Linked DNA regions of Homo sapiens: region 2 is linked to region 1. A link is an interaction called in ENCODE POLR2A ChIA-PET data of the cell type or tissue named here. Cell type or tissue: CD4-positive, alpha-beta T cell. All regions are shown on one strand.

Evidence for each region. ChIA-PET counts read pairs that join two places held together with the same protein. Peaks named below come from ENCODE experiments on the same cell type or tissue, not always from the same donor. Only the 100,000 strongest peaks of a DNase experiment are listed, where the experiment ranks them.
Region 2: POLR2A ChIA-PET joins it to region 1 with 6 read pairs; 3 of 35 experiments call an interaction of 5 or more read pairs at or near these places.

What each region holds. Positions count from the first base shown.
Region 1 is chr9:99,861,828-99,864,327 of GRCh38, forward strand. It overlaps NR4A3 (nuclear receptor subfamily 4 group A member 3), which reads left to right. Exons shown (of 8, transcript NM_006981.4): 8 at 1,793-2,500. The coding sequence ends at 2,040. Among named protein-coding and RNA genes, the nearest start is that of NR4A3, 41 kb to the left of the region's middle. In CD4-positive, alpha-beta T cell, no CTCF peak of the experiment used is centred here; no DNase peak of the experiment used is centred here.
Region 2 is chr9:99,295,363-99,297,862 of GRCh38, forward strand. No RefSeq gene overlaps it. Among named protein-coding and RNA genes, the nearest start is that of SEC61B, 74 kb to the left of the region's middle. RefSeq lists a silencer at 1,138-1,337 and an enhancer at 1,548-1,597. In CD4-positive, alpha-beta T cell, no CTCF peak of the experiment used is centred here; a DNase peak (open chromatin) is centred at 1,279.

The DNA.
Region 1 (2,500 bases):
TGCCTGTAATTTCAGTGCTTTGGGAAACTGAGGCAGGAGGATCACTTGAGCCCAAGAGTTCAAGACCAGCCTGGGCAACATAGTGAGGCCCTGCCTCTACAAAAAATAATTTAAAAATCAACCAGGTATGGTGGTGCATGCCTATAGACCTAGCTACTTGGGAGGCTGAGGCAGGAGGATCACTTAAGCCCAGGAGTTCCAGGCTACAGTGAACCATGACTGCACCACTGCACTGCAGCCCAGGCAAGAGAGCAAGACCATGACTCAAAAAAAAAAAAAATTAATTTTGTAAAAATTAGAAACTATTGCTTGATTTCCCATTAGAAGGATGTCTTCCATCTCTCAAGAATTATGATTTTACATGTAAATGTACTGAGAGAAGAAAATTTCGAGATAACAGAGGCCAAGCTCTTCCTTTAGAAATGAGGCTCTGAGGCCAGGCACAGTGGCTCATGCCTGTAATCCCAACACTTTGGGAGGCCAAGATGGGAGGATTACTTGAGGTCAGGAGTTCGAGACCATCCTGGCCAATATGGTGAAACCCCATCTCTACTGAAAATACAAAAAATTAGCTGGGCATGGTGGTACACACCTGTAGTCTCAGCTACTCGGGAGGGTGAGGCAGGAGAATCGCTTGAATCGGGGTGGAGGAAGTGGGGGAGCAGTGAGCCAAGATCGCACCACTGCACCCCAGCCTAGGCAACAGAGTAAGACTCTGTCTCAAAAAAAAAAAAAAAAAAAAAAAAAAAAAAAAAAGAGAGAGAAATGAGGCTCTGAAGTCTAAATGTTGAGGAAAAGCATAGTGATTTGTTGTGGATGTCAGGCTCCCTTCTCATTGCTTTGGAACAAGAGACCAGTATTTGCCTCAGAAAACTGGGTTCTAATCCTAGCTTTTAGCAGCTGAGTGACTTTGGGAAATTCATTTAACCTTATACATAAGATAGATCATAGTATTTAACATGGAGATCATTTTATATATTGTTTTGTAAAATATAAGATACTGGTATTTGTGTCTTAATACATTATAACATGCCTGCACCACATCCTTCTGGGCTTCCTCCCCTTCTCTTTGGCTTTTCCATCTCCACAGCAGGAGGACATGTGTATTTTGTACAGAGTGCCAGGTGTAGGTCAACAGGGGTTTCAAGTGGGGGGGAACAAAACAAGGAAAAGAAAAGCTGAATTCTTCTCAGTGCTGGTTAGCATGAAAACACAGGAATGCACTTTGCTGTGTTGGGTCTTTTCGAGCAGCCCTTGCATTAGCAAATGGAAGTTACAGCCTCCCCACCTCCCTTAAATGAGTCTGTCAAGATAGAAACATTAATTCATTTGCCTGGATGTGTTTCTATGTCACTCTGAAAAATAGTTGCCTACTGACAAGGCTTTGTGAGAGCTTAGTAGGATAATGTATGCAAAATAATAACCACCCTGCCATTCATTCCATGTGGCTGTGTGCCAGGAACTGTGCTTCCCTTGTGTTACTTACCTAAGCTGGCCATCCCAGAAACCCTGAATTGGGTATGATCATTTTCTTCATCTCATAAGGAAATGGGTGCTCAGAAGTAAAGAGACTTACTCTAGGGCACACAGCAAGTAAGTGTTGGGACTGGGATTCAAACCTTGGTGTTGCTTCATACCAAAGGCCATGAGCTATCTCTAACAGGGAGGGCACTTTGATTGCAAAGAAGCTATCCAAACTGGCAGAATGAGACACAGACCTCAATTAGGGATTCAAAGTGTCTTAAGATGTATTTGCCTCCTAAACTTCTTGCCCTTCTCTATCCCTCTGCAGAAAGACATGGGTTAAAAGAACCAAAGAGAGTCGAAGAGCTATGCAACAAGATCACAAGCAGTTTAAAAGACCACCAGAGTAAGGGACAGGCTCTGGAGCCCACCGAGTCCAAGGTCCTGGGTGCCCTGGTAGAACTGAGGAAGATCTGCACCCTGGGCCTCCAGCGCATCTTCTACCTGAAGCTGGAAGACTTGGTGTCTCCACCTTCCATCATTGACAAGCTCTTCCTGGACACCCTACCTTTCTAATCAGGAGCAGTGGAGCAGTGAGCTGCCTCCTCTCCTAGCACCTGCTTGCTACGCAGCAAAGGGATAGGTTTGGAAACCTATCATTTCCTGTCCTTCCTTAAGAGGAAAAGCAGCTCCTGTAGAAAGCAAAGACTTTCTTTTTTTTCTGGCTCTTTTCCTTACAACCTAAAGCCAGAAAACTTGCAGAGTATTGTGTTGGGGTTGTGTTTTATATTTAGGCATTGGGGGATGGGGTGGGAGGGGGTTATAGTTCATGAGGGTTTTCTAAGAAATTGCTAACAAAGCACTTTTGGACAATGCTATCCCAGCAGGAAAAAAAAGGATAATATAACTGTTTTAAAACTCTTTCTGGGGAATCCAATTATAGTTGCTTTGTATTTAAAAACAAGAACAGCCAAGGGTTGTTCGCCAGGGTAGGATGTGTCTTAAAGATTGGTCCCTTGAAAATATGCTTCCTGTA
Region 2 (2,500 bases), 570 kb before region 1:
AAGGGGTGGTAGGAGCCTGGAAAGGGTGATCCCAGCAGTGGTCAACTGCCAGGACTTGAGAAATGTGTCTGCAAGTGCTAAATAAGGTCTAGACTCCCGTGTTTCAAGGGCTACCCCGACGTACACAGCATGTTGGAGTGATCTGTAAATACTCTATCTACCACCCACATTGCACTGTGAAGTGGACACTGCCCACTTCACAAGGTTGTCACTTAGGAGGTAGAGATGGAAGAATGTGAGTGGAAGTCTCTTGAACAAAGGAAGGTGCTGCACAGAGGCCAGTTACGTTTCTTTTCATACGAAATAGTCTGAAATTAAAGACAGACAGGAAATATAATATGTATGTACATATCACATTATATATAATGAAAGCCTAAGGAAAGGTGGATTTTTTTCTTTTAATTTAGAGATGGGGCCTCGCTCTGTAGCCCAGGCTGGAGTGCAGAGGCACAATCACAGCTTACTGCGGCCTTAAACTCCTGGGCTCGAGTGATCCTCCCTCTTCAGCCTCCTAAATAGCTGGGACTACAGGGTGCAAAACTGGCTCCTGAAGGATGATGCAGAAGGCACTGGTTACAAAGGGCTGCATAAAAAGGGCACATAGATGGCGTGCCCAGCATAGCAAAGTCCTGACAGTACGAAAATGCTGGGAGCCCGCGTAGGAAAGAAACAAGCCAGGACCCAAGGACTTTCATATTTTAAAGAATGGATTGGAAACTAGATGACTGCTCAGTGTAAATGACCAATGGCAGGGTATAAGGGGTGTGTGCGTGTGTGTGTGTGTGTGTGTGTGTGTGTGTGTGTGTGTGTGTTTATGTTGAGGGTGATGTGGGGGAAGAGAAAAGCAGCGGATATAATTTTCTCCAACAGCCAGCTAAGCTGAAGGGATGTAGAGCCTATGATTCAATTTTTCAAAGCAGTATTTGTAAGGCTTCGGGGTCCAGAGCTAGAAGTGACTCTGCAGTACAAGCCTGGAAGAAATCCAGGCTCAGGACCGCCTTCCCTTTCCTCCCCAGAGCCGCCCACCGACTGTTTGACATGCACAAACTGGAGTTCTTTCCACACGGCGTGGCAGGGCCACGGAGAAACCGCTCCTGGGTAATTAGACAATTAGCTCCTTGCACTCTTCCTGCAGGAACAAATCCGGGCCCCCATGGCATCTGTCCCCTCCTGTTCCTCCAGCTGGCCTCCTTGCCACGCGCACACCCTCCCCGGAACCAGGCCCGGCTGCCTGCGCCCCCCGCCCCCTTCCACTTCCGCCACCAGAAGGGGTGCGGGGAGGCCGGGCGGGAGGGGAGGGCCCAAGGCTCGCGGGGGCGGGGTGACTGCCGCCCCAGCACGCGTGCCCCTGAACTTGTCTTCAAAGTTCTCCTACGGGGTTGGCAGCCCCCTCTTGAAAGCTGCTCCGTAGCCGAGGCAGCATATGGACTGTTGACAGAGCAGCTGCTGGGGAAGAAGACGCTGAAAGGAAGCCTCGAGGGATAAACAGGAGAAACCCATGTCACCACGTGGCGCCCCAGGCGCGCGTCAATGCTCCAGCTCGTTCACTCTCATCTCCTTCCGGGGGCGAGGAAAGTGGTTTTGGACTGCTGTGCTCGATTGTCTGCTCTTAAAATAATGAACATCATTATCATCCTAATGAGAATGAGTATGACAATGATAGCTAACAGTTGTCGAGCACTTATAAGTGCCAGCCAGTTCTCTAAATGATTTCAGGTGCGTTATTCCATTTACTCCTTCAAACCGCCCTCTGAGGAAAGAGCTGTTGTTGTTCCCATTTTGTAGATGAAAAACCAAGGCTAGAGAGCTTAAGGATTTTATGCTAGACACACGGCTAGTAAGTGACCCAGGTCTTGTGCCAAAGCCTTCACTCTTAGTCATTGTTGTGATTTCCTATTACAAGCATTTTGAGTGTCAGACCACTGTAGTAGGACTGATAATTAAGATGCATGGTGTCGTGTAATTTACAAAGCAATGGGTGCATTCATTCTCTCATTTGACCTCCAGAGAGTGGGGGGCAGGTGAGAGTCATCTCTGTACTCCCAGCCTTTAGAACTGGGTCTGGCACAGAAGCATACAGTGAATTAGAGGAATAATACATGAATAAATAAATCAACCCTGGGGAAGTGCTTTCACATCCATTTTGCAGGTGAGAAAACAGGCTCTTCAGAGAGTTTTGCCTGAAACCACATAATAATAAACTTGGTTGAGAGGAGATTTGAACTCTGATCTGCAGACCACAGGTCCTGTCCTCCCTCTTTCCTACCTGGAATGTAACAGGTTAAGTGGAGGAGAAGTCTGGGTTGGGGGTGGGGCAGGGAAAGAACATAAAGCCATGAGTGTGGTTTATTTCAGAGTTGCTTACTGATAACTTAATAAATCCCCAGGGTAGAGAGCTTGAAGAGTATTGTTTCAAATGACATCCAGATTGAGCAAAAAGATGTTAATTTTTTTTTTTCCTGTCCGGAGCCCTGTCTGCAACCTTATCCTCAGTGGCCCC